2 separate regions of the Homo sapiens genome follow, and region 2 is linked to region 1. Evidence: read pairs that join two places in POLR2A ChIA-PET (ENCODE). Cell type or tissue: Panc1. All regions are shown on one strand. Each heading gives the region's core, and the rest is flanking DNA. Links, peaks and the distances in the headings are about the cores only.

What was found. ChIA-PET counts read pairs that join two places held together with the same protein. Peaks named below come from ENCODE experiments on the same cell type or tissue, not always from the same donor. Only the 100,000 strongest peaks of a DNase experiment are listed, where the experiment ranks them.
Region 2: POLR2A ChIA-PET joins it to region 1 with 6 read pairs; 3 of 35 experiments call an interaction of 5 or more read pairs at or near these places.

The regions. Positions count from the first base shown.
Region 1 is chr2:158,386,506-158,398,300 of GRCh38, forward strand. The region is part of intron 1 of CCDC148 (coiled-coil domain containing 148); the gene reads right to left. Among named protein-coding and RNA genes, the nearest start is that of CCDC148, 64 kb to the right of the region's middle. RefSeq lists a silencer at 8,702-8,855. In Panc1, for the core only: no CTCF peak of the experiment used is centred there; a DNase peak (open chromatin) is centred at 5,616.
Region 2 is chr2:158,552,220-158,564,014 of GRCh38, forward strand. The region is part of intron 2 of PKP4 (plakophilin 4); the gene reads left to right. Among named protein-coding and RNA genes, the nearest start is that of PKP4, 100 kb to the left of the region's middle. In Panc1, for the core only: no CTCF peak of the experiment used is centred there; no DNase peak of the experiment used is centred there.

The DNA of each region.
Region 1 (11,795 bases), core at 1,499-9,498:
TTTTTTCAGCTGTAGTCTCCCACAACTTAAATTTCAAATTAACAGATGTACCACAAGTTCAGCTTGAATAATTTTTTTCCCATCATCTCAACCCAAAGAGAGATGCTCCAAACTCCATGATCTTTGGAACTATCATCTTTCCATAAATTCAACAACCAAGCTAGTTTTGTCTACCTCATACTATTCTCTGACACAATTCTTGATTTTTAAAAAAATCAATACCTAGGGCCCCTGAAGTCACCAAATTGCCCATTTCTCCTTCAGGGATTTTCCCCTCATCCTTCCCATACTCCTTCCCACATATTCTACCTCCCCTCATATGCACAGAACAATTCAATCTGCATTCACCTTCATTCACCTTTCATTACCACTCATTTCTAGCTCCAACAATCTGCCCTATTCTTGTTCTAGTTTTTGCCAGTGAATCTCTGGCAAGCAATTCAAACTCATGGTTACATTCCAGCCACATAACAAGTGTCTTTGCAGGGACAAAAATGGGACTATAAAAAATACATATATGGTTGTGGAGTTCTGTGTTCTTTTGAAACCTTTCTTTGAATGTTTCCTTTCTTTCTGTCACAACATAATTTTCCAGCCTCTTCTGGGTCTTTGCTCGTCACAGTCTAGATCAAATATTTTTCCAAGGAGCTCTGGTTCCTTGGAGAATGGCATTAGAAGGCAAGCTTTGGGCACTAGATGTGTTCATGGCCACTGAGATGTCACTACTTCTAGGCTCACCCAGTAGGCAAAGCTAGAAAACACAGGCCCACACATTTATATCATTATCTATATCTATATCTATATCTATATCTATGAATATACACTGATATCTCCAACTGCAATACAACAGTGTAGGGTTCATTATAGTTTTCTCCTCTCCTATATTTGTAACTTCTTTCTCCAACAGTGAGAAGTCCAGCTGCCGTTAACTTTTTATCTTTTATTTGATCAACTCCCTATATAAAATCTCATCCCTCATCTATAATACCACCTCTCTTCTACACAGATGCCTCCCTTATCCCATTTGGGTCCCAACAGCCCACAGTCAGTGCTCCCCTGCCTTCACTCACATGAGCTACAATATTCCATGGCAGATTCTACCCTTCCAAATATACTTCTTCCTCACTCTGACTCCCCATTCTGCCCCCCACCCCATTGCGTGAGCCTGCTTTCCACTCCAGTTGAGTTTCAAAACCCCATGTCAGGCTGTCCCTCCATGATGATGTTCTTCTCACTCTGCTTGGGCACTGACACAGTGCACTAGTCACCCATTCATGGTACCTCTTCCACCCCCACCTTGCTTGTGCTCTGACACCCATATCAGGCCGCCCTTACACATAAATGTGGTCCTTACCCGCATTGGTCTCTGACCCAGTGAAGGTCAGCCTTCCTAAACAAATGCCCTCCTTTCCCCTTTTTGGGCTCCAACACCATAGTTTGGGCCACTGCAGTTCCCTCCCAGTTCCAGTGTAGAGACCAGCACTGTTCTGCTCCTTATAAGGATTTAGGACTGAAAGTTCAGGAAGGGACAAAGAAGAGAAGGAAACTGGGTAGAGGAAACATTGTTTTCTTCCTATATGGATAATGCACATCAACAGAAATTCTCTAATTTGTTGCTATTATGGCTTAACAGTTTTCTATTGGTAACTCTAAAAATGTTTGATACACAAATTAATTCCTTCTATAAGTAGTCATACCCTTAGAAAAGAAGCCAGTCAGTATTTTCTGAAGTCTTGTTATTCCAAGAAATTGAAACCCATATTCATCAAATTAATGAAATCAGTTACTTTTTAAGTGCTCATAATTATGGGTAACCAATGACAAGGGCAGGGAACAGTACCCATTATCCCCACCAGGGAGGAAAGGGTCACAGTACTCAAGAGCATGAACTCTGGAGCTAGAGTGTGGGATTCCAAACCCAGCTCTAACACCCTTGGCAAGTTCCTTAGCTTCTTTGTGTTTATGTTTTTCTATCTTTATTTTTATTTTATCTATTTATTTATTTTGAGACGGAGCTTCACTCTTGTCACCCAGGCTGGAGTGCAATGGTGCAATCTTGGCTCACTGCAACCTCCACCTCCTGAGTTCAAGCGATTCTCCTGCCCCAGCCTCCCAAGTAGCTGGGACTACTGGTGCCCGCCACAATGCTCGGATAATTTTTGTATTTTTAGTAGAGACAGGGTTTCACCATGTTGGCCAGGCTGGGCTCGAACTCCTGACCTCAGGTGATCGACCTGCCTGGGCTTCCCAAAGTGCTGGGATTACAGGTGTGAGCCACCACACTGGCCTCTTTCTATGTTTAAAATGAAGAAAATAGTAATACTTTCTAGAGTTGTGAGGATTATAGCAGATAATACATAAAAACTTCTTAGAAGACATCTGGTGTCAAAAATATCATCTGAAAATATTAGTTATTAATGTTGTTACAAAGGTAGTTGCAGATGCCTGAAAACATGTCCAGAGATTCTGTGATTCTTAGAGCCTGATTTGAGAAACAATATATTAAAATGTAGACACTGTCACAAAGGTAACTCTTGGCACTAATGTCATAAATCCACGGACACAAAAATAGGCATCAATATTGTATGGATGGATTTAAACTACACATACTCTTCCTTAAAAATTACGTTTGAAATAACACAAAGTATTTAAATTCTCATAGAGAACTTAAAAATCTCACAGCATATGTTGGTGGTCCCCAATATGAGAAACACGTTTGTATAACATAATATATTTTTCATTCTCTCTACGACTTGAGGAAATATATAAAAAGACCAAATAGTCCTTCAATGAATTTGGTTTTAACCAGGACTCCTTTCAACTATTTTAAATAAACAAAACACAAAACAAGAATGAAAAAGAAACAAAACAAAATCAAATGAAGTTTATGTATGACAGAATTCATGCTAATTTACTGCAAAACATGACAAAACTGTGATAAAGTTAATTGGGCTGATCCCAGATCAATTTCAATTCTCAGTTCACATTCTCTTAAAAGAAGGGCCAGATAATTATTCTTTCAAAAGCACTTATCCATGTCGTCACAAACTAATTAAAGTAAAACTTCATCTTTCTTCATTTTAAAATCATTTCACCATAGAGCTAAGTGAAAAATGCTCTGTAGGACCACAACATTACCTATTTATTTGTAAAGATGTCTTCTTTGACTAGAATTCATCCTGCTCTGACTTTACTTGTAATTATTTTCTCATGATTCAAAATGTATTTCCAAGACAACTTTTGCACATTTAAAAAATTCAGCACAAAAGTTTAAGTGGAGTAGTGCAGATGAAATGTCCTGCTCTAAATTAGGCTTACACTTCCTTTGGTCATTTTAAAATGCTATTGTCAAATCTGACTCAGGACAGGCTTTGCACTGGCTGCTGTAGGAGTAGAAGCCTTAATTGCCTTTCCAGAAACAGAAAAGAAAGATTATATTGGTAATTCCCATGCTTCAATATGTATGTACCTTTTTACTGATCAAGGTCATTTCTTAGCACTTGTATCAGAGAAAATTCTAGTCTAATGACTGAAGGTGTCCCACTTTACAAAAGAAGTTATTTTAAGAACTTCTACCCTATATGCTGCTTAGGACTACAGTAGATATAAAATAACTGCCTTTTGTCCTTTAGTGAAAACCATTTGAAAGTACAAGGAAGACTTAAAACAGCTATGGTTTATATAATCTTGAAACTTACATATTATATGGCTCAATTCCTCCCAGGCAAAAAGCTGGAAGGGGATTCTCTGAGAAACCAGTCTTCAGTCAAGACAAAGGGATAGAAGGACCAAACGACATACCAAGACACAAAGAACAGGAAAGCTAAAGGCCAAATAGGCCAGGAAGAGAGTTAAGAAGTGAGAAAGACTGGGCCAAGAGTCCAAGTTTGGAATTAAGGAAATGATGCTGAGAAAGAACAGATGGGAATAAAAGTGGGAAAGTCAAAAAAGAGTGGTGGGGCTGCAAATTAACTGTTGCAGCAGAAATTTCTGAAACTCGTTTTAAATAGCCAAACTCTTATAAACAAAATTCCTTCTCCAAAATTTTAAACTTGAGGCCAAAGAAAGCCTGAAGTCAGTCTTTACCCAGTGACTAGAGATCTAAGACATACCAAAGCTTAACAGCTGTCATAAGCTATGTTTCCCACTGAAAAAACAGGTCTGCAGTGAGCATGAAGCCAACATGCTGAGAGATGAAGGTGATGTTTATTCTGAGACCAGGCTGCATTCTAGCCTTTCCTTGGTGTCTTTTGCGCTACCTTTTTCGGCATTTCTAGCCAAGAAGTCTTTTTTTTCTTAAGGTAGATTGCATTGTAACTAAGAATCCTGACAAATAACACTCCAGCAGTGTAAAGGTTTGACAGAAAGCAATTTGCTATTGGCAGAACCACTCAGCATCTCCACAGAGCACCAAGGTTCCCCAGGTCAGAGACTGAAAACCACTGCCCTATACAATAGCTGTTATTTGAGACTTATCTTTATGGGCAGGCAAAGGTGTAATACATGGCTGGTGCCAGGGGTGAACATACACATACTTCATTCATTCATTTGACAAAATATTTGTTGTATTCTTATTACATTCTAGACACTCTACTATGCATGGAGGCTACAACAGTGAGTGAAAGGATATGTTTCCTGCTTTCATGGTGCTTACTGTCTAGTGGCCTCTTGTGATGATGAACCGTGAATTACAGAAGGGCAAGCTCCATTTACTATTGATGGCTGCAACTCTTTCCCAATAATGTAATAAAAAATATTTGTGCTCAAAATGGATATTCTATATTTATCATGAACATTTAATTAAAAGGTCAATATTACTTGTGAATTGCCTATATTACTACTCCTAAACCATACAAGCTAAGCTTATAACTATCATAAAATTTTAGAGAACATTTAACCAAGATGACACAGATGAATTAAACATTTGCTACCCAAGTAATGAGACTTTATACTACTAGTTGCTGAAATTGTTTTGCTCTATTAAAATATTAGAAAAATGATCTTTCCTTATTTCTGAAAACACAAGTATATTGCTAGTCCATATTGCTTGCCTCAGCACTTATTATTATTTAAGAATAAAAATAATTAACAGATCCCTCTATTAGGAACCCACAACATCCAAGGATAAGTAATTCTTAAATAGTAAAACAATTGAGGCCTAAGGTGAAATTTTTGTTGCAATATCATGACATGAATTAGATTCTTTTCACTTATACTGAAGGATGAGGCATGGGCTTGCAGAATTGTGTAAGTAAAGTTGTAATCATTTATCAGAAAATAGCTTTGGGACTGTGATTACACAGACATAAGCAAAATCACTCAGTAATTCAGGTGAGCATATCAGGCAATAAAGGTTCCTTGGTAACAGGGGCACAAGTGGTGGTGTGAGGGGATGAGACCTGGAGGAGGATCTGAAAAAGAGGAGGCAGTTTTAGGGTGAAATCAAAAGGAGAACAGTCCCAGATTCTCCCCAACTGGCAGTATCTCCCTTTCCCCATGAGACAGAAAGTGATGACTTCACCAGATAAATTCACGCTGCAGAAGGGTCATAATTTCATTGCATACTCAGACATAAATCCACTTCCTGCATCTGAGTCATCAGGTTCTTTCATCTTGGTTTCTCACCTCTAGTTTGAGATTATAACACTCCCCATCCTATATTCATTCTTCTATTGATTTATTCACTCATTCAATATTTACTGAGCATATAATATGGTCCAGTCATTGTGCTAGGCGCTTGAGCTACAAAGATGAAAACAATACAGTCTCTATTCTGCAACAGCTCTGGGCATTCATCTCTAAATTCATAGTAGTGGTCTGTAACTTTTTTATTACATATGCCTACTAATGCACTTTTCAGCATGTTCTGTCAATAATGAATATTTATTACAGGTTGAGCATCCCAAATCCCAAAATCCAAAATGCTCCAAAATTTGAAACTTTTGAGCACCAATATGATATTCAAAAAAATGTCCACTGGAGGAGTATTTCAGATTTTAGATTTTTGGATTTGAGATGTTCAACTGGTAAGCATAATGCAAACATTCCAAAATCCCAAATCCAGAACACTTCTGGTCCCAAGCATTTTGGATAAAGGATACTAAACCTATATTTGTAAACTATTACAATTATCATAAATTATTTGCATTACTATATACTATATAAATTATTTGTATTACTATATTACTTTCATCTACTCTCTCAGGGCAAAATAAACCCTTAAGATAATGTTACTAGACAGCAATAGTGAAACACAGATATAAATCTATATTTTAAATTATCTGAGTCATTTTAAATCTTCTATAAGATGTTACTGGATTGCTACTGTTGTTGTTACTGTGATGGGCCTGATGTCAGAGACATTGCATACGACTGCACACAACCACATGCCATGCTATTGCTGACAGTGTTTGTAGCAGTATAGAGGAGTCAGCTCTGGCTTTTTCCTGTCATTTGTGTGCTTACATTACAAGTATTATCTACAAGTCAGGGTGTTTCTGTAGGAATATATTTAAGATACTTGTCCATCTTGTGAAGGTAGTTTTAGTTTAAAAAAAAAAGTTAACATAATCTGTAAATCCTCTTAAAACCAGATAAAAATAACTATAACATTTCATAATATGCTGAATATAAGCAAATGTGTGAGAGCAAACCTGGAATAATAGGGGAACTGAGTGAAGGTGCCAGGATGGATGTATACATGAAACATTAGAAAAGCTTACCATATTGCCTTAGATTTCAAATCAATAAAAATAGGTCGAATGCTGCCTGGATCATCTTGTACTCTACATGAAGGAACTCTGGTCTGTGGAGTGAGGCAGAGATCATGATATCGTAGCTATGCTACTGGAGCACAAAAGGCAGATAGCCTAATTTTGCTTAGGATGGAGGGCCAAGGTGGAGAAAGATAGGACAGGTGATGTATAAGGTGAGTCTTTAATAGCAGGGGGCTTTCATCAATTATAGGGAAAGGGAAGGCCTTAGAAAACACAGATATTTGAGTGATGGGGCCACAAGGGTGGGATATGTTTGAAGTAGTACAAGCAAGCAATTCTGTGTAGCTACAGGTTAGGGGGCCAAGTGGGCAGACTCAGATACAGACAGAGAAAAAAACTGATAAAAAGAGGATTGACAGAAATCTGCTGATGCCAAGAACACCGATGGCTTCAATTTTGAAAAGGGCAGCCAAAATTAAATAGATGAGCTGACAAGAGAGCAGATCACAGAGGTGGATGGATTTTTAAAGAGAAATCATTGAGGAACATGTCATATTAAAAGACATTGCTATAGATAACCTTTCTTGGGAACTAAATAAATGGGTCTTTTCTCCAACAGTATCACAAAAAATAGAACAGTTTCACCCATAAAAGCCTTTCCTTATACCAGATATCTGTGGGATAGACAAATGGAATAATTATATAACAAATTTGATTTTAAAGGATGTGATTGTCATTTTGCCTTTAATGACCAAAGAGCCTTCCGAGTTCCTAGATCCTAATATTCTTCTTTGTAGATCTCTTACTCTTCAATACCAGTAAGGGACTCTGAGGACTGACCAAAGAGGTATGTTTAAGGTTCAAATGGATAAGTCATTATCACCTGACTCATTCCACTTACAACCACTGTCCATCAGTTTTGAGTTTATTTACAGAGGGTAAAGCTTAGTTATTATGCACTAATATATGCAAAACATTTGCATATATTCTTCTACTCCTAGAAAATTCAGAAATTGCAGAGAGACAGTGTATTATAGTAAGGCAAAGCAATAATTTCCATTGACAAATAAATAGGGAAATAAGTTGAGGATCCCAAGCTGCATCTGAACCAAAATGAAAGAATAAAATTTTTCATAGCTGATATCTAAAATGAACAAAAAGGGAAAGAAAATAGAACTATTCTGAGACTTCTAAAAACTTGGGAGGTAGGATTCAGGTTACAAGAAGGCATGAGCAAACTCTAGGAAGGCTGGCACAGTAAACATTTAGGGCTGTTTTGGGCAAAGCTGTCTAATAAATAACAGTCAGTACTAAGGTTTAACAGATGTCAGGGAATTCTGAGTACTGAATCACCCTGAATTCTTCCAAATTCTCATTCTCACTTCCAGAAGGAAAAAAAAAAACTGTGGAGAAACCCCACATTCCTTGGGGCTTCAGAAGTAGGGAGAAGGAAAGACCAACTAAAACTTGGAGAGTCGGCCCCTCCTCTGTTCCCTTTCATGAGCCTCATACCCTCAATAGGGCCTCTCTCCTTGAGGTAATCACAGATGCTAACTCACAGGCAGTAAAACTTGCCCACCTCATTCTGACTACACCCTGACAACTAAGAAATTTTTCATTCACCCTCCTCCAACGCCAAAACTCTATTGTTTGTTCTCCTTCTAAAATGAGTTATCTTATTATAAAAAATTCAAACAATACATTGAAAGTCCATAATCCTATCCCTTAGAGAGAGCTATTTTGTGATTATTTCTTCAGCTTTGTTTTCTCTTTAATTATTGACAGAGTCTGTTCCTTAATCAGGAAAAAAGAACATTAATTTTCTAAAGATAATAGTTTTATTTTAGAAACATAAAAAATATTCAAAATCTAATTCACAGCCAAAAAAAATGCTACATTTCTGTACCATAAATATAATAGGATAAAAAACACCAGCCAATAATATGGTTTTGTCTAGTTGAGGGGACAGATCTAGGCAAAAGGTAACATAATTAACAAACTTCTGTGCCCACTCTTCTGCTTCTGAAGCAGCCAGAAACCTGCCCGTGGTACACAGGGCCTATCCCAACTTCCACAGCCCAGTCACCCCATCTAATCAATGACACATATTTCTGAAGAGCCACTTCCTCCTCCCTGCTGTCCAGGGAAATTCCTATTATCTCAGCTAGTTGTTTGAAGGATATAATCTGATTAACTTCATGTTAACAAGTGAATGAAGGAAAGACTGCTTGAGCAGGCACCTACACAGGAGTATGCTTGTTAAAACTAAAGAATCTGTAAAGGCTCAAATTTCAGCCTGAGTGATAATGTGAAAGGGAATAATTTCTGGTAGTGTACAAAGATAATTTTGATTAGAGGAATCTCCTTGTTGAAACTGAAAGTCATGCTGAACAACATGGACAGCCTTTCCCTGCCTATGTGAGATCCAGCATAATGCCAACTTCACAGCAATATGTCACTGTAAAGGCAGCAGAGCTGAGCAGGAAGACAAAGGGCTCTGGAATCATGCACATCTGGATTCACACCCCACACTGCCCCTTGCTAGAGCTATACATTTTTGGCAAGTTGCTGCTATTATTTTTTGACCTCTCAAATATCTATCCTCACATGTCTAACAGGAATGTTATGGGAATTAAATAAAATAGCTATACAAAGTGCTTGGCACATAGTAGGGGCTTAAGAATACAATCATTATTACTTATGTGATTTCTTTCAGTCTTTATACAACATTTAATAAACTGGGATTTCCCCAGAGTCTTCCGTAAAGCAATTGTTGATGGAATGGCTAAGGACAGTCCAACTACTGGCCAATACGGAAGATTATATCTCTTATTGTATTGTGTCATCACTCATTGACATGGTTTGAATGTTCCAAAATTTTTCCCTGAGAGAGGTAACACATCAGGCCCAACTTGGTCCCCAGACATAATTATTTTAACCCTCACAGTGTTTTGTTTAGCTTTTCATTTGCATCTAATGCCAATATTTAATAATTGAGAAATATTATATAAAATCCATGTTTTCATCATCTTTTTAAAATTTCTGCACTAAAAAGTTTATTTCTCTATGAGAACAACTGCTGGATTTAGTAGTAGCTGTCATTTTTTTAGATAGGACATATGTTCTCCAACAACCCCAGTCCCCACCATGCCTCATAGCACCCCAACACTGAGGAAGAATGTCAGTTGCCATTTATCATCTAGCTTGCACTGCTGTCTTCCTAATTCTGGGCCCTGTCCACCAACTTTCACTTCTGAACTGGCTCCTATAGGCATTTGAGTCAGTGGCCTCTGCCCCAAGAGCCAATTAATGTATTCCAGAATGTGGAACAGTGTACTCAGGTTCTGAAATTAAACCTGGCTTTGAATACCGATTCTCCATGTTACTACTCAGGCAATTTGCTTCACCTGCAGAGCCTCAGCATCTTCAACTCTACAAGAGAAATAGTGACAGACTCACCTCACAGGGTCATTGGAAGGTTTAAATCATATAATGCATGTTCAGAAGTTTTCATCATACTTTGTTGTAAAAAGGGGCAAAAATGTTAACTACTACTAAGACAATGATGATGACTACTACTACTACTATTATTATTATTGCTGCTGCTGCTATTACCACAATTACTTCTAGTAGCACTACCAAAATTACTACTACTCTTAGGTGGGAAGGTTAAAAACACTTATTGGCTTTCCTCAATCTTATTTCTGCTTTCTCAAGCTAGAACTTGAAATTCATTTGGAAACTCTTATGGAATATGGAGTCTTTCAAAAGTGGGAAAGAGCAGTTTCTATCTGCTGCTGACCTTGAGAACAGGGATGTACGGTGCAAAATGAAGTGAGAGCACTCCCACTCTCCAGGCAGCAAGACCACTAGCAAGCCAGACCCACACTTAAGCTCAGGTGAAGAAGGCAAGAATCTGTCTCAAAATCTCAGTAAGAAATATTTTTCAGATAAACCAACCCAGGAGACAGAACTATGGCATGGGGAGGATAAGACCTCTAAAGATTTGAAGCTAGACAAGGCAGGCCAACATTCAAATTCAGGAAATACAGAGAACACTACAAAGATAATCCTCGAGAAGAGTAACCCCAAGACACCTAATTTTCAGATTCACCAAGGTGGAAATGAAGGAAAAAATGTTAAGGGCAGCCAGAGAGAAACGTCGGGTTACCCACAAAGGGAAGCCTATCAGACTAACAGCGGATCTCTCTGCAGAAACCCTACAAGCCAGAAGAGAGTGGGGGCCAATATTCAACATCCTTAAAGAAAAGAATTTTCAACCCAGAATTTCATATCCAGCCAAACTAAGTTTCATAAGTGAAGGAGAAATAAAATCCTTTATATACCAGCAAATGCTGAGAGATTTTTGTCACCACCAGACCTGCCTTACAAGTATTCCTGAAGGAAGCCATAAACATGGAAAGGAACAACCGGTACCAGCCACTGCAAAAACATGCCAAATTGTAAAGACCATAGACACTATGAAGAAACTGCATCAACTAATGGGTGAAATAACCAGCTAACATCATAATGACAGGATCAAATTCACACATAACAATATTAACCTTAAAAGTAAATGGGCTAGGTGCCCCCAATTAAGAGACACAGACTAGCAAATTGGATAAAGAGTCAAGACCCATCAGTGTGCTGTATTCAAGGGACCCATCTCACGTGCAAAGACACACATAGGCTCAAAATAAAGGGATGAAGGAAGATCCACCAAACAAACAAACAAGAAAAGCAAGGATTACAATCCTGGTCTCTGATAAAACAGATTTTAAACCAACAAAGATCAAAAGAGACAAAGAAGGCCATTACATAATAGTAAATGGAACAATTCAACAAGAAGAGCTAACTATCCTAAATATATATACACCCAATACAGGAGCACCCAGATTCATAAAGCAAGTTCTTAGAGACCTACAAAGAGACTTAGCCTCCCACACAATAATAATGGGAGACTTTAACACCCCACTCTCAATATTAGACAGATCAACAAGACAGAAAATTAACAAGGATATTCAGGACTTGAACTCAGCTCTGGACCAAGCAGACCTAATAGACATCTACAGAACTATT
Region 2 (11,795 bases), core at 1,610-9,609, 170 kb after region 1:
AGAAGAGGTTTTTCCCTACAGCCTCTGGAATGAGTACGTCCCAGCTTACACCTTGATTTCGGCCCAGTGAAAATGATTTCTGATTTCTGGTTTCTAGAACTGTGAGAATAAATTTTTGTTGTTCTATTCCACCAGGTTTGTGGTGATTCGTTATAGCAGCCATAGGATGCTACTACAGAGTTTGGCATCAGGAAGGGGAGTCTGCTGTAACAAATACCTAAAAATGTGGAATTGCTGTGGAATTGGATAATGGGTAGAGTCTGGAATAATTTTTAGCCCCATGATAGGGAAAGCCTAGATTGCTTTAAACAAAACGTTGGTAGAAATGTGGGTATTAAAGGTGGTTCTGGTGAGAGCTCAGAAGGAAATGAGGAATACGTAATTGGAAACTAGAGGAAAGAAAGGTGATTCTTAATATTTACAGGCATACCTTGGTGATACTGGTTCAGTACTAGACCACCGCAATAAAGCTAATATTCCAATAAAGTGAGACATAAATTTTTTTGGTTTCCCAGTGCACATAAAAGTTATGTTTACACTATACTGTAGTCTATTACCTTATGTCTAAAAACCAATGTACATGCGTTATGTCTAAAAACCAATGTACATGCCTTAATTTAAAACTGTATTGCTAAAAATGCTAGTGAAATAAGCACATATTGTTGGAAAAAAATGTGCCAGTAGACTTGCTCAACTCAGGGTTTCCACAGACCTTCAATTTGTAAAAGATGCGATAGCCACAGAGAGTAATGAAGCGAAGTGCAGTGAAACAAGATATGCCAATACTGGTAGAAAACTTAGCTGAATTGTCTCTCCCAGTCCTGTAGAAAGCATGTAAATGATGGACTTGGATATTTAGGTAAAGAGATTTCCAAGCAGAGCGTAGAAGGTACAGCCTGGTTTCTTCTTGCTGCTAATAACAAAATGTGAGAGGAAAAACAAATCAAGGGGAAACCTCTCAAGCAAAAATGAATCACAGTTTGATAATTTGGAAAATTCTCAGCCTATCCAGGTTGCAAAAAATGGTAAAATTAGGAGATTCACTTTTAGGAAAGTGCTCTAGAGAGAACGCCAAGGATGTAGATAACCTTTGACTAGTGCTGAAGATATCAGGCATGTGACTCCGCAGAAATCAGGAGTGGAGATGAAATTTTCCAGGGAAGATCTGTGGATGACCCACTTGTTTAATGGCACAAATACACAGGAAACCCACAAGTTTTTTGAAAATGTTGTATCAGCAAAAATGCTGCCAGCTTGAACTGAAAAGGACAGAGACAGGTTGAAATATAGGAAAGCTGTTAGACTTCCCAAACTGTACAGGCTTGTCAAAACAGTGCTCAGTTGCAAATATGTGGTCCCCTTAAAGAAAAGGAAAAATGACTTCAAGGATACAGCTTTGGCCTAGAGTCATAGTCTCAGACTTTAAACCTTGTCCCGCTGGGTTTTGAAATTATTTGGGAAAGGTGGCTCCTTTATTCTTTACATTTTTTTTTCCTTTTGGAATGGGAGTGTCATAACTATTATCCTATGTCTATCCCACCACTGTATTTTGGAAGCAGATAACTTATCTTTTAGCTTCACAGAATCAATAGTTGGAGAAGAATTTTGCTCCAGGATGTATTATACTCAAGTCTCCCCTGTACCTGATTTGGATGTTTAGATGATGAGATTTGGGATTTTTGAGTGATGAAATTTATGTGAGATTTGACCCTTCTAGTTGATGCTGTAATGGTTTGAGACTTTTGGAGATGTTGGAATGGGTTGCATGTATTTGGGACATGGGACAGACATGAATTTATTTCTTTAACATCTGGTTATTCTCCTGCCCTCTGTGTTCTCAAGCTAAGTAGGTGGGGTCAGCATTCTCCTTGCCCCCCGGTTGTTGCCTGCCTTTACACGTCCCTGGCTCCTTTGAGACTTCCATGCCTGGCTTTACCATGCTTCCTCCTCTCTCCTGACATTCAGTAGCCTTCTGGCACTCACTGTCATTCGCTGAAGATTCAGCTCATGGCCACCTTCTCCAGTTCACCTCCTGCTGTGGGTCTCCAGGTGACTTCAGTATCTACCTAGACAGCCCATCCAGGCTCTGGTAGGGCAGTCCCTTGGCTTTCTCATCTTGCATTTCCTTTAGACATTATATTCTTAGGCCACAAACTCCTGTCCTTCAGTTCACTTTCTTAGTATTCACTCAGAAATAATTATTATTATTATTTTTTTTTTTTTTGAGACGGAGTCTAGCTCTGTTGCCCAGGCTGGAGTGCAGTGGTGCAATCTTGGCTCACTGCAAGCTCCGCCTTCCAGGTTCACACCATTCTCCTGTCTCAGCCTCCCGAGTAGCTGGGACTACAGGTGCCCGCCACCATGCCAGGCTAATTTTTTGTATTTTTAGTAAAGACGGGGTTTCACTGTGTTAGCCAGGATGGTCTCGATCTCCTGACCTCGTGATCCGCCTGCGTCAGCCTCCCAAAGTGCTGGGATTGCAGGCGTGAGCCACTGCGCCCTGCCAGAAATGATTCTTCATCAAAAATTGCTATCCATTGGTCTTGCCACTTTCTCTATACCTCAAGCAACCCTACTCTTAATATACCAAACTCTTACGGCCCAAGAATAGGGAAGGTAGTTTCTTTAGATAAAAATCAAAATGCCACACCTAGAAGAAAGGTACAAAGATGTTAGGTAGCAAGAACAGCAGGGGTCCACTACATAATACTTGCACAGTGCATGTTTCTGTTATGATTATTTGCTATTTACTTGTTTAAATAATCCTGAATATTCTAATATGAATAGCTTCCAAAGAATATATCTCTTCTTAAAAGCCATGTTTAAACATTAGTACATGTTTTATTTAGTGAAATGATATTTTCTAATTGTTCTCCAGGTAGTTGAGGAAGCTTCCCAGGCTCCTAAGAAGGCAACATGCAACATCAGCAAAAATGATCTGTACCAATCCCTAGTGACCTGTACCAGTCTTATGTAAATTATGAGTGCTTATAAAGTAATTAAGGTTTGAGTTGTTCAGTCCGTTCTTTTTCTCTGAAGCCTGTCTGTGGTGTCTTTGTAATTGTGAGCCAGCTATTCTCCTGCCTAGCAGGCTTTAGGGACACCACCTTTCCCATACATGTGTATATTAAAGAAATGTTAGCTCATCTTAATAATAAAGCAAAATGTAATTAGATCTGCTACAGAAACATCATACTCTGCACTACAAATATAAGTGTAAATAATTTGGAGTAGACACACACCACTGGATAGCTCTATTAGCATCAATAACTAAGAATTGGTTGTATAAAAATAGCCTTACATAAATGCTTCTCTGTTCTTTGATTTAAATATTTCTGAAATGTTTTACTGCCTGCAACACAATTTATACCCAAGTGTGGGAAATGTTTGTTAAATGTCTTGTATTTGGATGTGAAGATGGATGGTAATAGTACTTCACACTCATCTGGATTTGCCTTTGGTTGATTTTCTGATTGTCATGGGTTTTGTCCATGCCACCTGTATCCTCACCTGGTCTCACTTTTGATCATGATATAATTCGTAGGGTGGCTGACAGTTTGAGTTGTACAACCCACAGACATAAACTGGTTTTTTCTTCTGTGGCCTATTTTTTTGTTTGTTCTCAAAATACCATCCCAGCTGAGTTAATAGGCCAAGTCCAAGTATAATCTACTCTGAGACTGAGCTTGGTTTTTTCCATAGCTTGCTTATTTTGGTCACTGCTGATCTAACTCAAGATACTTTAAAACTCTTGATCAAATTCTAAGGACAGGGCATTTATATTCTGTCATAATTAACAGTGAACGATTAAAGACATTTATGAATTAGAGCCAAGATTCAATATTTACTAGTGATAAAGGGCAATGTCTTATTTATCACATTATTACACTGTGACATTGGCAAGTTTTGAAATAGCTTAAAGATGTCTGCCTTATTTTCTAAATAAGAGGGAAATGGGCTACAAACAAACACATCTCAGTGTGATTGTATGTGTGAAAAATATCTTCATATCGGGTAGTTTAGTTTTTAAAGTTCATTCAGTACACTAATGGCTTACAATTTAGTTTAACAGCTCGGTGTGTTGTAATCAAGAGTGTGAAGAGGCAATCAAATACTTCTCTGAGATTCTGCTCCCCAAAGAATTCCTGGCAAGCCTGTTGCTATGGTGCAGTCTCACCTGGGACTTGTTTGGTATCTTTCTCAATTAGATATATTGACAAAAATGAGCTTAAAAACAGAACTCATAGAAAATCCAGAATGGAGAAATACGGATAGATAAATGAAGCATTGTGGCTCTTTCTCTCTTTTTTTTTTTTTTTAACTTGTACTTACCAATTCTTGTTTCTGATCCCAGGAGTCTTAAGATATGCCAAAGATACTACTTTCTCACTGTAACGGATGCTGGATGTCATAGAAGGCACTGTTTATCAGATGAGAAACTGTGAAGATGATCATCTCTAAAACCCTGCAAACTAGATTTTCTGCACCCACAGCTGCTTCCCTGGAACTTTGGCAGCTGTGATAATTGTTGCAGACCATCCCTGTTTGGTACTGCCATTGTATTTAGATAATGTCAAAGAAAGGCTTATGAGTCAGTTATTAAATTGAAGGAGATGATCACGTCAGAGTAAAGCCAGGTAGTGAGACCTCTGTTGGATTACTTAGGCTTATATTATTTTTAAGAGATTATTATCTTGCCCCCTCCACCTTGAAATCAATTTCATTTCCACACCCTGAAGATCATGGCATGGGGCTGAAAGACAGAGTGATAAAGAGCATCAACTCTGGAGTCACACCTTCTAACTGCATATCCCTGCCATGTCATCTACTTGGTGTAGCCTTAGACATTCATGATCTACACCTCTAAAATGAGATTAATAGTAATATATTCCTCGTGGGGTTATTGTAGAATTTAAATAAAAGATGCCTCTCCCATAGAAATTATTCACTGGGTGTTGGCTATATTCACACTTTTGATATGCATAGAAAGCCTTAGTATATACTATGTGGCTCATTGTATGCACTTAATGAATAATAGCCAGTAATACTATTATCATGATACCTTACATGAGTCTGTGTCAGATGTAGACTTACTGAAAACACAGGAGGAAATGTAAGGGAATGGCTAAAATTTGACTTTATCATAAATTGTAGTTGTATGAATGAATGAGCTGGGGTAGTGAACCAGAAAACATCAAGTCATTCTATATACTGTCCTGAATTATATACATGCAAGGTTTCTGGGACTAAAGTCATCCTAGCAGCCTTTGCAGTGAAAATGTTGCTGTTCTTAAATCCAGCTAAGTACATGCTATTTTAAAACACAGTGTTTTTCAAGTGAACTTAATGTGTGCTGCTGAGAAAATGCCAAGTTTTGCCAGATCCTGTATTTTTACCTGTTGTTTGATATTTATGTCATTCATAACATAATACTATTAAAATGCTTTGTTTTTATTGTAATGCTTTAGTTCATTTTAAAAGATAAGTGTCACAGATGTATAGTAAAGTGATAACTTAGGTTTAGATCCAAGGAGAATGAGAGATGGAACAGGACCTGTTTACGTTTGTGTGTGGAAGGTGATGGAGCTATCTAAGAGGATGCTTGGGTTTGAAGAAGGCAGCTGGTTACAGATTGCTAGAATTTGTGAGAGTAAACTGATGTTCTGCATGTGTGTACCTTGAGGTGATTGTGGATCATCCCCAAGAAGAGACCCATTAGATAGCTGGACACATGGACTTGGACCTTGGTCAGGAAGATCTAGGTCAAAGTTGTCGATATGAGATCCACAACCACATAGTTGTTACTTGAAGCCATGGGAGCAGCAGAGGCATGAAGAACACAGGCCCTAGGGTGATCCTCAGGGAATCTAGTCCCCATTCTTTCCCCTGTGCACCATATGACCATGGCTCTATCTCCTCTGAATAATAAGTGTTAACAGTTCCTACTTCATAGGCACAATTACAGAGATATCATTGCCTTTCAATCAATTTGATTTAAAGGCTTAGAATAACAGGTAGCACATAGTACATGCTTTTAGTACATTTCGGCCGATGCTACTATCACTATTATTATTGAGGGACTCACCCAGGGAAAATGTCTAGAGCAAGTAGAAAACTGGAAAAAGCAGTATTTACAAGAGGTGGGGAAGGAACAGGATTCTATGAAGGAGACAGTATAGCCAGAGGAGGCAGGGTGGGCAAAAAATAGAAGGTGATATCTGTGAAGCCAAAGGAAGGATGAATGTCAAGGAGGAAGTCATCAGTGATTTTGAAGGATGCAGAAAGGTCAGGGTAGATAGATGGAGAACAGAAAAGTGCCTTTTGGATGTAGCCACCAAGAAATGGTTAGTAACCTTGGAGAGAACAGTTGGTACAGAGTTTAGAGCAGCAGCCAGATGACAGAGTTGAAGAGAAAATGAGACCTGAATAAGTGGAGAGCCCTTGAAATAAGTGTGTCTGGAAAGGGAAACAGGAACTGTCTGAAGTAAAGGACTGGGGAATTGGGGTGCTGTCAAGAGAGTGATGCGATGGTCAGGCTGAATATGGAAATACATAAAGAGGAGAAGGTGAAGGTGTCATGGGTACAGGGAGTGGGTACTATTGCAGGCTGTGGAAGTTCTGAGTAGTTTAGGAGGTCCCCAAGCAAAATGAGTAAGGGAGGATCAGGGTCAGTGCTTCAGTAGAAGGTTTCCCTTTGGAAACCACGGTGCCTCCTGAGTGAATGGGAGGACTTTGGAAAAAGCTGGCCACAGCTACATTGGTGGTACTTCAGAGAAAAGTCTCACCTGGTATGTAGGATGTTGGGTTAGTTTTTTCTCTTCATCTTTTGTGGGAAACCGCAGACTCTCATGAATGGAAGGCCTTGTCTGTTTTTAGATTTCAGGCTCCAGTGTGAGTTGTAAGGATCCTAGGATATTTCTTGTGAAGAGCAAAAATTGCCCAGTGAAGTATTGATTCCTTTATGGTTCCTGGCCCTGTTCACAGATCCACTTTTCTCGCCACTAGTCCCAAGAGAATTGGGATCAACCCATAGCTTGCTCTGTGGTGATCCTTTCTACAGCCCCTTTAATTCACTTTGCTGATGAATTCAGAAGGTTGTGGGTCTCGGTGGTAGACTGTGTTGTCCTTTCTTTCCAAAGGGACCCAGTCTTCTAACCCTGTTAACACACATGCCTGAGGGAGGCAGGCAGGCACTGTCCCAGGCATTAAGGTTGATGATATCCCTGGGGAGGGTATGGGCCAGTGTGCTGGCCTCTGCTTACAGGAGCCTCAAGCCCTACGCAGGAACCCTGACCTAGCCTGGCACTCTGCGGAGGACTTACACCAAGCATTCAGTTTAGAGATGGCATTCTCTTGCAATTGCGGCTTCCTGCTTCTGGAAGGACAGAAGACAGTTATGGAAGTAAGCTTGATCTTTTCCTGTGTATTAACTGGAGGTAGGGAATTGTTACCATGAAAACTGCCCAGAGTACCTTCAGAAAACAAGGGCAGAGTTTTTTTTGTTTTTTAGTGTTTTCATAAAATAGACAAAGGAAAGGAATTTCTTAAAAGAGTAATATGATGGGAAATACTGAATTAAGACTTTGGGTTGCTTTAAATCAGTATCTGAATATTAAAGAGCAACACAAATGTACCCACCATCCCTGTACTGGCCCTTTTTTTTTTGAGGCAGAGTCTCACTCTTTCTCCCAGGCTGGAGTGCAGTGGCGCGATCTTGGCTCACTGCAACCTCCATCTCCTGGATTCAAGTGATTCTCCTGCCTCAGCGTCCCGAGTAGCTGGGATTACAGTCATGCACCACCACGCCTGGCTAATTTTTGTATTTTTAGTAGAGAAAGGGTTTCACCATGTTGGCCAGGGTGGTCTTGAACTCCTGGCCTCAAGTGATCTGCCCTCCTCAGCCTCCCAAAGTGCTAGGATTACAGGCGTGAGCCACCGTGCCTGGCTGGCATTGATATTTTGCTATCTGCAGGCTGGCTATATAAAGAAATCATGCATTTTAATTTTGTAAGGGTTGTAAGAGTGCCTAATTTGTGTAAATTTCTTGCTTTGAAATTAAATAAATAGAGCATTATGGCTGTAGCAAAAAGGAACCACTATTTTTCTCACTCATTTGTCATGAGTGGTGCTTCAGCCACTACTTCCTTCTTGTGATTTTATGTAAAAAAAAAATGGATCTTCTGTATATGAAGTTTAAGAGGAAAGAACAAAAAATGACATTGAGAACAAAAAAGGGTTATTGAGAACAGAATATGATCAGAAGATAAAAGAGGTAAATTATTAACTAAGTGTCATGATAACATTGTACAATGCTAAGAGCTTAGTAAAAATGGAATCCAAGGCATCTGTCTATGGCAGAAATTACTTAATTTTTTTTTCTCTACTTAGGAAATGAAAATATATTTCCAAATTTTTGGCAAGTGAACCTCTTAGGAAAGAACGTGGTATATTAAAAAAATAAAAATTTATATTTTACTTTATCATGCCTAACTCTTTAAAAAATAGCTCACAGCATTTAGCATTTTGTTCATGTACTTCACACCCAACTCCTCTGATGTGGTTGTTACTCCCATTTTACAAGTGATTAAACTGGGGTTTACAGATGTTTAAGTGACTTGTCTAATATTATATAGCTAGTAAGTGACAGAGCCTAGCGTCAGATCCAAGTTGATACCAAAATCCTATAATCCTTCCATATTTGTTCTAATCTTTGTCAAATCGTATGCCTTTAAAGAGGCTTACAAGTTGTTAAACTACAGGACAGGTGGCCTACCGGCTGAATCTGGCCCTCGCCTGTTTTTTATAGCCTGCAAGCTAAGAATGTTTTATACAATTTTTAATGGTTAAAAAATAATCAAAGGCAGAATATTTGATGACGCCTGAAAATTAGATGAAATCAAATTTCAGTTTCCATATATATTATAAAATCTTACTGGAACACAGGCACACTCGTCATTTATGTTTATGGCTGCTTTTGCACTCCCAGGTCAAAGGTGAGTAGTTGTGACACAGACCTGTGCTATGGTCCACAAAGCCTAAAATATTTACTGTGTATCTGGCCTTTTCTAGAAAAAGTTTGCCAACTGCTGCTCTAGGATATTAGAACAAAAATCTGTGATAAGAAGTTTTGTATGGGGCCCGAAAGCTTGTTAAAGCTCTCACACACCTTAGGTCTTTTGATCATTTCAGCAGCCAGCAATGCAGATGGTGTTGCCTTGTTGAACCAATGGGGAATGGATGCCAAGCCCTGTGGTCTCATCAGCACCATGCAGTTTGTTTATGTTCACTGACTTTCTAGGTGCCTACTTTTATTTGGCATCTTAAAACAGGGATTTGTTTTGACCCTTCAGCTTGAATGTTTTAATCCAATTCCCTGACTTCCTTGAAGAGAAACTTCATATCTAATTTAGACCACCTCTGCTCTGTGGCCCCAGGCCGACTTCCCAGGTTACATGAGTGCTCGTCGCACTTTGTTATGATTGTGGAGCGCAGGCACTGGTGTTGCCTCTGCTTTTCCCTCTTTCTCTCTACCCATCGCAGTGTTTAAACAAATGAATGTATAATCAAGTCAGTCTTTTTTTTTTTTTAATTTAAGTTCTAGGGTACATGTGCACAACATGCTGGTTTGTTACATAGGTATACATGTGACATGTTGGTTTGCTGCATCCATCAACATTAGGTATTTCTCCCAATGCCATCCCTCCCCCCAGCCCCCCACCCCCCGACAGGCCCCGGTGTGTGATGCTCCCCGCCCTGTGTCCAAGTGTTCTCATAATCAAGTCAGTCGTTTAAATTACAGAAGAAAAAGTCATAGAACTGTTTTCATCCTGGGAGATAAGGCCTTTCACTATTGAATTTTGTGAAAGTTAGTAGTTTCTTGATGGGAAAAGAAGCCAGGAGAGGAGAAAATAGAAATATGAATTTTAAGATATGTTTTGTTGCAGAATTTGGCTTAAGTTTTGTATAGACTTTTGGGACTTTAAAAAAATACATAAAAATAACCCAAGTTGTTTTTAATGACAAGTTGTTTCTATTGGCAGTCCATTGACAGATGAATGGATAAACAAAATGTGGCATATATATTGCGATGGAATATTTATCCTTAAAAAGGAAGTAAATTCTGTAAACCTTGAGGACATTATGCTAAGTGAAATAATGCCAATCACAAAAAGACAAATAGTATATACATAATTTCATTTATACAAGGTGCCTAGAGTAGTCGAATTCATAGAGACAGAAAGCACAGTGGTGGTTGCCAGAGGCTGGGTAGAAGAGGTAACTGGGAGTTGTTTTTTCAGTTTGGGATGATGAAAAAGTTCTGGAGATGGATGATGGTGATGGTTGCACAACAATGTGAATATACTTAAAGCCCTGTACAATTAAAAATGGTTAAAGTGTTACATTTTGTTAGCATATATTTTGTCACAGTAAAAATATATACATATATCATCACCTGTTTAAAATATCATGTCTACTTTGAATACCTAATCAAAATTATGTATTACAAAAGAATGATTACTCTTTCAAACTATTTGTTTATCAAATGAAAAATTTACTATGTGATACATGGTATCGAAGTGATTCAGCCCTAACATGATTCAAAATTTAAAGTTAATTGGGTCCTCTTGCGTGTTTTATTTTCAAAGCATATTTATATAAAATTTTTAAGAATGATTAGGTAGATATAAGATTACGGTTGATTATCAGTTGCTCTTTCCTTCCTTACTGATTAGCAATTTATGGAAGAAATTAATTAAAACCGTAGAGTAAGCCAAAAAGCATCTTTCTAAAGATACCAGTTCTTTATTAAATCCTGTGGAGTTTCCAGAGAAATACATACAGTAGAATCTATTAAAGCAAACAGTTCATTTTACAGCATATATATTTAAGATGTTATATATTTCATGCCCTTCATGAAAATTAATTCTTAAAACATTTTCTTTGATAGGTCAGAATTGGAACATTTAACTATTAGTAAAAATTGGGATTGTAGTGTGGTTTTACGTAAGCAAACAACTCTTACTCTATTTTATTTACAAAAATTAATAACAAAAATAAATGCCCAAGGTAGAGGGAATTAAATACTCAGAAGTATAAAATGAAAAGTAAGCCACCCTACAGGCATCCAGTCCCATTTCCCAAAGGTTAAAACTTCCTCTAAAGTTAAGTTTTTTGAGTATACATCAAGAAAAAATTTATTTCTGCATATTCTAGCATAGATGTCTTTTTAAAAACAACTGCCTGGCTTTATTTTCCTGCATAATCTTTCTTAAACATATTCTGTATCAGCACATTTGGATTTACTTCAATCCTTTCTAGCAATTGCATGGAATCCTATTATGTAGATGTATATATATATTTAGCTATTCCCATTTTGATGATTATTGGGTTGTTTCCAGTTTTATTTGATTGGTTGGTTTTGTGTACTTTTCCAAGTATATCACAACCTCAGCATTGGAACTAATGGGACAACAGGTAGGTATGTAATATTTACCTTTTTTTTTGGTATTGTTAAATTGCCCCACCAAGAGTTTGTACTAGTGTACATTCCTGCTACACCATTTCTTCATAGCATCACCAATGCTGTGTACTTTCGAATCTGATGTGTTGTTTCCAATTGTTAGAATAGGCCATAATAGGTTATTGGAATATTATTGAACACTGTTAGCATACTTTAATGGCTTCAGAAAAGCAAAAATATCAGTTGTCCACTCAATCAGAATACCACGTTCGAGGAATTGACAGTTTCCTCAGCAGGTTTGTCCTGGTACATGCAAATAATACTTCGTGTCTTT